Regions from separate parts of the Homo sapiens genome. Here regions 1 and 2 are each linked to region 3. Evidence: chromatin contacts called from ENCODE Hi-C or POLR2A ChIA-PET data. All regions are on one chromosome and are shown on one strand. Each heading gives the region's core, a stretch centred on a gene start or an enhancer-like site at or near the end of the contact. The rest is flanking DNA. Distances are from core to core; before and after follow the strand shown.

Region 1 (2,722 bases), core at 128-2,627, 2.6 Mb before region 3:
GGGCGTGGTGGCAGGTGCCTATAGTTCCAGCTACTCAGGAGGCTGAGGCACGAGAATCACTTGAACCCGGGAGGCGGAGGTTGCAGTGAGCCAAGATCCATGCCACTGCTCCCCAGCTTGGGCGAGAGTGAGACTCTGTCTCAAAAAAAAAAAAAAAGAAAAGAAAAGAAAAGAAAAAACCACCGTACGGTGGCTCACGCCTGTAATCCCAGCACTTTGGGAGGCCGAGGCGGGCAGATCACGAGGTCAGGAGATCGAGACCATCCTGGCTAACATGGTGAAACCCCGTCTCTACTAAAAATACAAAAAATTAGCCAGGCGTGGTGGCGGGCACCTGTACTCCCAGCTACTCGGGAGGCTGAGGCAGGAGAATGGCGTGAACCCGGGAGGCGGAGCTTGCAGTGTGCCGAGGTCGCACCACTGTACTCCAGCCTGGGTGACAGAGCGAGACTCCATCTCCAAAAACAAAACAAAACAAAAAAACACTGTAGCACTGTAGCTTTTGGTTATCACACCAATGAATTCATATCTGAAATTAGAATAAGAAAATCACCAAGAGGACTATTTCATATATTCGGCTCAGGAGTTTTGTTTTTAGGAAACAAAAATCCCCACCACCTGCTGTTTTCTTGCTTTCTCTATCCCCTCCCCCACGATCACAGGGTCAGTGAAACCTGATCAGAAGTGTCCAGATACCGCTGTCCCAGAAGCCACTTTAAAGACTCTTTGGGCAGAAGCTCTGTGGCTTCCACCCCTCTTCCCAACCCTTGCACCCACCGGCAGGAGAACTCACCATGCAGAAGCAGGACCAACATCCCTCGGCCTTTCATCCACCCAGTGGCTTAGGACCACCCAGCCGTGGGACCCCTACCTGAGGGGAGAAAGGACAGGTCACCCAGTGCCCAGGAGGGCCCCATGAGAACCCTCCCATGCCTCCACACTTCTTCCTGAATGCCCTGCCTTTCTTTCTTCCTCACATTCCTTCCTTCTTAATGACCCTGGTGTTGGGCTAAGGGAAACCAGTAACAACAGAAAATCAGAAGCTCCCCACAAATGGACAGTTTGGATCTATTAGGAAACCCTTTGTCAGGCTACAGCCCTGACAGCAACTCAGATGGCATCACTGACAACCCAGCAAGGAAATGGATGGAGAGGAAACCCCTGCAGAGAAGCGTTAGTGAATGGTCCTCAAATGTTGCTTACCGTCCTGGGAGTCTCCCTGGTCCTGCTCCTCTGAGGTCCCCCTCCACTCCCTCAGCCCATCCATCTCCCAAGTCAGGCAGCCACAGATGCTGAAAATGGTTTGAGAGAGAAGTAAAGGTGGGGGTGGGGGGACGGGAGGAAGGGGTGAAGAGGAATAGTTACTTGTGCAGGTTTGAGTGCTTATTTTTCTTTCTCCAGATTTAATGGCAGGAAAATCCTCTGTATCACATGAGGATTAACAGAGATGAAAGAATGTGTCTGCCTTTCGAATCACTAAAGCCAGTGACAGATTTTGCTGACATACCAATCGGCTTTATCCCCGGGCCTTGACCACCCTGGCCCTCCTGTCCTCTCTCCATCTGCCTGGCCCCTTTCTCTCCTTAAACCTTCCCCAGACCCTGCCCCGTTCCCTGACCCCAGCCCCAGCCCCAAGCAATATGTAGCCTGAAATTGGCTTCCTGCCACCCAAACAGCATTATCAGCATTTTCAACAAGGACGCATTATATAACTTGGAGAGCTGGAGAAGGGACAGGACAGCTTAAAATGTTTCCCCAAAATGCCGGCTGCTGATTTCCTTTCTTTGAAGTGGTTGATGGTGAATGATACAAAAACGGACTGGAGAGAGTCCTTCCACTACAAGAAGGCAAGAGGTTCCCACTGGGGTTAGGGCTGGTAGTGGTGGCCTAAGGCAGTGGGTCCAGGAATGGGACCTTCAGAATCTGGCTGAGGTTTCTGAAACCCACCAGGACTCAGTTTAGGCCCTGGCTACTCAGTGTGGCCGGTGGACCAGCAGCAGTACCTGAGAGCTCGTTAGGAAAACAGAATCTCAGCGCCTTCTACCCCCCGCCCCAGACCTGTTGAATCAGCATCTGCTTTTTTTTTTTTTTTTTTTTTTTTGAGATGGAGTCTCACTCTGTCGCCCAGGCTGGAGTGCAGTGGCACAATCTTGGCTCACTGCAACCTCCACCTTCTGGGTTCAAGCGATTCCCCTGCCTCAGCTTCCTGAGTAGCTGGGACTACACCATGCCCAGCTAATTTTTTGTATTTTTAGTAGAGACGGGGTTTCACCATGTTGACCAGGATGGTCTTGATCTCTTGACCTTGTGATCCACCCGCCTCGGCCTCCCAGAGTGCTGGGATTACAGGCGTGAACCACCGCGCCCGGCCAGCATCTGCATTTTAACTAGGTCGGCGGAGAGGGGGATTCCTGTGCCCGGTAAAGTTTGGAAAGCCCTGTTTTAGGAGACTGGTGGAGGGGGTCTGATCAAAATGAGGGTGGCAGGGGGGCCTGTTTATCTAGCCTTTCTGGCCAGCAGTTCAGGTGCCCCCACATTCTCCTGGCCCCAGCAAGCCTCTGCTGTCTGCTGGGACAGCACTTCCAGGTATCCATGGCAACCTGCCAAGTTCTGGCCACGCAGGACTTGGTGAGCCAGTGCTGATGAAAGGAAGCCAGGAGTTCCCTTCCCACAGAAAGGGTTCTGGATGTGAATCTAGACATCTCAGGCCACCGTGCCCTGG
Region 2 (2,711 bases), core at 104-2,603, 2.3 Mb before region 3:
GTCCAAGCTAGCTTGGAAGCGATTTCTGCATTCAAAAACCCCTTTCACGGCTTTGGCCCTCTGCAAATAAAGCGGGGCGAAGGAGGTGTAGGAGGCCGATAACCCAGCTCCCACTCCAGGAGCCCAGGGCCGGGGAGAAACTGCGGGTTATCGCGGGAGGGTGGGGGGAGGCGGACAAGTCGTCAGGCCTGATAGCCAGGCGTAGCCGAGGCCTAGCTCCCCAGCTCCAAATCACTCCACCTCAGTAATGGCGTTTGGTGTCAAGTGGAACCAGACCGGGTAGGAAAGCGGCCGCCGGGCGGGGGGCGGCCAGCCCCCAAACCGACCCGGCCCCCGGGTGCGGACGGCGGGGGGGCTGCCCGCCACGCCCGGAGACTCCATCCTCCTACTCGGCCCCAGACAGGACGGGAAGGGGGAGGAGGGGGAGGGACGGAGCCGTCAGCCATTTTCCCTTACAGTCCAAAACACACAGACACGCTCTCGGGACACCGGCTCCACACACAACACGGGCCCGCGCGCCCGCCCAGCCCGGGCCGGAGGAGGGGGAACGGGGAAGCCCCAGCCTGGCCGGCAGCCGCCGAGGGAAGAGGCTCGCACACACGCACACCCCCCTCGCCCTCCTCCCCTCACCCACATCCAGCTGTTGGCCCCGGGAAAGAGCGTCGCCCCAGTGCAGCTGGCCACTCACCGCACGACACAGACGTCTTCTCACAACCAGGGCACACGGAGGCGGGAGGCACCAGGCGACGGTGGGGCTCGGTCCCGGGACGAGACCTACCCTGGGTGCATCCCAGGCCCGGGGGTGACCGGCAACAAAGTGTATCGAAAGGCTGCGGCGGCCGGGCTCGGGGCTGCGGGCGTCTCAACCAAAAGGCTGCACACCGGCGCCGGAACTCGCTCCTCGCCGCGCCCGCCTCCTCCTCCTCCTTGGCCGGCGACGGCCCTCTTCCCCTTCTCCCCTCAGGCTGGGGCTCTCGCTGAGCTCAGACGGGCTCCGGGCGGTGCGTTTCTCCTGCGTCACCTCCTCCTGCTCCTCCTCCTGCAGCGACGGCTTCACCTTCCCCTAGTCGCCGCCTCTGTCCCCGCTCCAGGCCTGGTGGCTTTGAAGTAGCTCGCTCCTCGCTCCCGGCGCCGACCCAAGCACCGGGCGCTAAGGCGGCCGCCTCCCGTGAGAGAGAGGCGGCGGCGGCGGGCTCCCGCGAGGCCCGGGAGCTGTGTAAGGCGGGGAGGGGCTAGGCGCGACAGAGGCCCTGACGGGGCCGGGTGCGGAGAGGTTGCGGCTCCGGCGGCGGCGGAGACTAGCGTCCGCAGCCGCGGATGCCCGTCCTCGTCAATATGGCGGATCCGGCAAACCAAAAAAAAAAAAACCGCTCGGCCAGTGGCGGCGGCGGTAGCGGCGACGGCGGCAGCAGCGGTGGCGGCGGCGGCGGCGGCGCAGACTCCCACTAGCCCCAGAGCCGCCCAAGACCCGAAGTTCTCCGCCCCCGTCAGGGCCCGCCCCTTTCAGGCCCCTCCTTTCGGCCCTCCCCCTGCTCCTGCCCAGCCCCCTCCCGCTCAGCTGCCCCCTCTTCTCTCCCTCCACCCCGGGCCGTCAAGGCTGGGAGAGCAGCGCGAGCCGCTGAGGGGGCCGGGCTTCGGCGCGAGCCGCCGGGAACCCGGAGAGCTAGGGTGGGGGAGGGGAAGACAATGCGGTAAAGATTGTTCGCGCAGTACTGTTTCTTCCGGCTGGCCCCTTCAGGGTCGTGCTACGGCCAGAAATCCTGTTCCATGCCCCTCGGCTCAGGAGCGGGACGAGGGCAGAGGTGGCTCTAGGACCGAAGTTGGGGAAGGGAGGCCCGAAAAGATCTGGCACACCACTCGGGAGGGGCTGGGCGGCAGGGACTGGCGGGGTGTGTGGCCACGACAGGGTTAATCGCGTGAGCCGCAGCCGCGTCGCTCATAGTTTGACTCGGGCCGCTTGTTTTTGTTCCATTGTGAACCGTAGCCCCGCCGACAAGAACCCGGATGATGACGTCACCGGCCTCCCCCTTTTCCGGGACCGTGGGGGGAGGGGCGCGGAAAGATGAGATCTCGAGACCACGCGCTGGGCGGTCGCCGCCGCGGTGCCTGGAGGTCCCGGCGGTGCAGCTGACCCGCGTCACGTGACGCACGAGCTGGCCGGGCCACTGGCTGCGGGGGCGCGAGGTCCCGAGGGCCTGGCCACCTGCTTGGCGCCGATAGGGGGAAGGTGTGGCTATCTCCCGCAGCGGAAGGAGGGGGCGTGGGGAGTGAGGTCCTTTTCCCCACCCCGCGAGGGAGGTGCTCTGAGAAACTCTTTCACACGATCATGCATCATCACTACCTCAAAGCGTTTAGGCGTCCTCAAAGCGTTTAGGCGTCCTCACAGCCTAGCTGACGGGACTGACCACCTTTTTGGCCATAGGAGCCCTTCAAACAGACCAGCAAAGAAAAAAATTATAAAGTGCCCCAGACGGCTTAGCGAATAGGCCGTACTTGATGTGGCAAGATTAGCCTCCATTGCCAGATCATCAGCACAATTCGGTGTTAGGACCCGGAAGAAACTTATGAACCCATCCGCTGTGTCATGGACTATTTTCTACATGTTTATATTCCAAAGTGCGGGCATAGGAAAAACTTAGGCTAATCTCAAATTAATGGGGTGCTTGGAACAAATCTGTACAGTCTACCTAGGATGCCCAAATGAAGAGGAA
Region 3 (2,975 bases), core at 61-2,560:
CAAATAAAAAAAAAAAAGATCCCTTTTCTCTAAAACTTAACAGAGGTCTCTGTCCCTAGTACAGTTTTTTCCCACGGGACAAAAAATGCCTAAGGAAGGGAGAACATAATAAAGGGGTTTCTTTCTCTCCCTCTTTCTTTCACATTAAGACCTACACTTAAATATTTTCCATAGAAAACCATCTTCCTAATTGTCTTTTGAATGAAATTCTGACTTGGTGCCACAAGGACTAATCTGTTGACAAAAAACAAACAAAACAAAACAAAGTCAGTGACCCTTGGAGACAGACCTAAGTCTGAGGACCCACTACCCCAAAACGTATTAGCTCTACATCACAGCCCATGTTTTCTTACTTGCAAAACTGGGATAGACCTATCAGGGTTTTGAAGGAAGATCAATGGAAAGAAAAATACAGGGAGGCAGGAAGCATTATATAACTTTGAAGCATTAAAATAATTTCACCTTCCTTCTCTGCACACATAGAAACTTTTCTAGCCTCAGTTTCTTTATCAAAAAAATGGAGCTTGTTCCATGGGCCGTGCCAAGGACTTTGATTAAGTTTAAATATGATAATGTAAATAAAAATCACTATGTAAATTGTAAAGTACAAAGATTAATTGTACTTGATACAGGACCTCATCATAGTGAGAGGTGTTTATGTGAAGAGTCAGAAACCTTAAAAGTGTGGAAATTGCCTATGATGAGCCACAGATCCTTCCACCCAACCCCCAGTGCTTAAGCAGGAAAATAATATAAAATATGTCCAATGAGATTGAAAGAGCACTGCAAGAAGAAAACTCGAGAAAAACAGATATACAGTTTCTAGTAGCTGATCTTCTCATAAATTAAAGCGTACTTTGTCCCCCTTCCTGGACCCATTTGGTATTTTAAGTACGTATGCACCCGGATGAAAACTCGGTATTCAGACTTAACTTACTAAATGCCAAAATCTTGCCTCTTTTTCTCTTCTTCCCAGTTCCAACAGTGTGATAACACACGGAAAACGGAAATCCAAGGGATCTAGCAAAAGGATTCCACCCAGCAAAAACGCCAGCTTGGGAGAGGGCCCCTACCTAACTCCTTCCTTCTGGCCTCCACCCCTCCCCTGATACGTTTCCTTCCGTCTAGTCTCGAGATAACCCTTCATCCCCCAGTTTCTTGACTCTGGCCGCTGTTCTTGAACATTTCTTAAACACTTTCAGAGAAAGATGGCTCATGCACCTGCCTGCAAAACTTCCCAAACCGGGCCTCCCAGCTCCCCCAGACCCCGCAACAACTCACACCCGCCGGGGAAACTCCAGAAGGAAAAGGTCCGCCGGCCAGAGCTCTGGGCCCTTGGAATCACCCCACCACCGCCCCTCTGGCTTCAGCCAATCAGAAGCCGTCAGAAAATATTATGCAAATGAATCCTGATGCTCCAGCCAGTCAGAAGCCGCGGAGCCCTCCCCCACGCAGCGTCCTCTTTCACCCCAGCCCCGCCAAGCTGGCTGCCGCGTCCCTGGCAACCGGCGCGCAGCCAGTTCTCCACTACGCTTGGCTGTAAAAAAATTAAAATGGTTGCCTGGGGTCACATGGGAGGGGAGCGGGCTGGCCCAGGCCTAAGGAAGGTTGGAAACCTCACTGATTGCCCCAGGCACCTTCCCTGTCCCGATCTGGAACAGGCTGGAGGTGCTGAGCCACCTGCCCGGAATTCAGTTTGCCTCCAGAAAACAGAAGTCATCCGTTGAACAAATAACTTTCGAGTCCTTGTAGCACGCCAACAGCCTCAAAGCAAGAGGTCTTTGGTCTCTGCTTTCTATCCTATATGCTAAATTTCCGGTAAAAGCCTTGTCTGAGGTACCCATCCCCACTTCTTGGTTCACAGTTGCAATTCTGGAATTCTGGATCTCTTTTTTTTTGTTTTGTTTTTTTTTGAGACGGAGTCTCGCACTGTCGCCAGGCTGGAGTGCAGTGGAGCAATCTCGGCTCACTTCAACCTCTGCCTCCCGGGTTCAAGTGATTCTCCTGCCTCAGCCTCTCCAGTAGCTTGGACTACAGGCGCGCACCACCACGCCCAGCTAATTTTTATATTTTTAGTAGAGACGGGGTTTCACCATGTTGGCCAGGATGGTCTCGATCTCTTGACCTCTTGATCCGCCCGCCTCGGCCTCCCAAAGTGCTGGGATTACAGGCGTAAGCCACCAGCGCCCTGCCGGAACTCTTAAATTCTGGTTCTTAATTCCCACTCTTTTAATTAAGCAACCTGGAAAGCATGCTTTGCTGGCTCATCTCCCCAAAAATGTCCACAAATTATCCTTGTACTGTGTCCCTTGGATAGTTTTTTTTTGGGGGGGGGGAATGACATTTTAAAAGTGACCAGAAATTCCTGAACAAAGTAGTCAGCAAGAGTAAACTGGTGCAAGAAAGTCAGACTGGATAAAGAAGAGATCTGGCCTAGAACTGGAAGAAAGATGATATTTTAAGGCAAGAAGCCAGCCCAACCCAAGATAGCAGAGATCCTGGATTATTTTGAGACAGACTTAGAAGGATCCATTTCATGAAAAATGTCCTAGAAATATGACAGTCAGACTCTCGTGTTAAAGGCCATGTAGTCCAACCATCCACTTGTGCTGAAATCGCTCACAACATCCCCACCAAGTGGTCGCCCTTGCCTACATTCTTCTATTTTCCGTTCTCCAGTGTTCTTCTATCTTTTGGAGCTCTACAGAAGGCCATGAAGCACACCATCAGATGTTTGAAGGTAGATATGGTCTCCTTAAGTCTACTGTTCTTCAAGTCAGTTATCCCCAGTTCCTGTAGCCATTCTTCATGTTCTCTTTTGAGTCGCTCATCCATCCTAGTCACTAACTTTAGAAGTAGCTCTGGTTTGCTTTTGAGTGTGGCCCCTCTCATTCCAAGTACCATCTTTTCTAGGACAAAATGGAGTGGCACAGCCACTTATATTATTGTGAATGGTAATTTTTCTAGGTCATATT

The links. A loop is a pair of places that touch in the nucleus more often than their neighbours do. ChIA-PET counts read pairs that join two places held with the same protein, here RNA polymerase II (POLR2A). Pooled maps may share reads with other maps.
Region 1: a loop to region 3 is called in a map of sigmoid colon, with 9 times the contacts of the local background. The contact joins the promoter of NYX here to the promoter of MID1IP1 in region 3. A Hi-C loop is called at or near these places in 2 of 168 maps with a recorded cell type or tissue (gastrocnemius medialis and sigmoid colon) and 5 of 50 pooled maps.
Region 2: a map of CD8-positive, alpha-beta T cell shows a loop between it and region 3 (11-fold over the local background). The contact joins the promoter of USP9X here to the promoter of MID1IP1 in region 3. A Hi-C loop is called at or near these places in 6 of 168 maps with a recorded cell type or tissue (CD4-positive, alpha-beta T cell, CD4-positive, alpha-beta memory T cell, CD8-positive, alpha-beta T cell and 2 more), 1 of 37 single-sample maps with no recorded cell type and 13 of 50 pooled maps. POLR2A ChIA-PET finds 5 or more read pairs at or near these places in 1 of 52 experiments (GM12878).

Annotation. Positions count from the first base shown.
Region 1 is chrX:41,445,998-41,448,719 of GRCh38, reverse strand. It overlaps NYX (nyctalopin), which reads right to left and starts at 1,377. Exons shown (of 3, transcript NM_001378477.3): 1 at 1,204-1,377; 2 at 794-871. The coding sequence starts at 815.
Region 2 is chrX:41,084,087-41,086,797 of GRCh38, reverse strand. USP9X (ubiquitin specific peptidase 9 X-linked) reads right to left here and starts at 1,353. Exons shown (of 45, transcript NM_001039591.3): 1 at 689-1,353. RefSeq lists silencers at 159-618, 1,319-1,698, 2,129-2,198 and enhancers at 743-1,280, 1,819-2,358, 2,108-2,402.
Region 3 is chrX:38,799,794-38,802,768 of GRCh38, reverse strand. It overlaps MID1IP1 (MID1 interacting protein 1), which reads right to left and starts at 1,310. Exons shown (of 3, transcript NM_021242.6): 1 at 1,282-1,310; 2 at 1-234. It overlaps MID1IP1-AS1 (MID1IP1 antisense RNA 1), which reads left to right. Exons shown (of 2, transcript NR_046706.1): 2 at 977-1,521. RefSeq lists enhancers at 1-259, 593-1,100, 1,210-1,289, 1,319-1,613.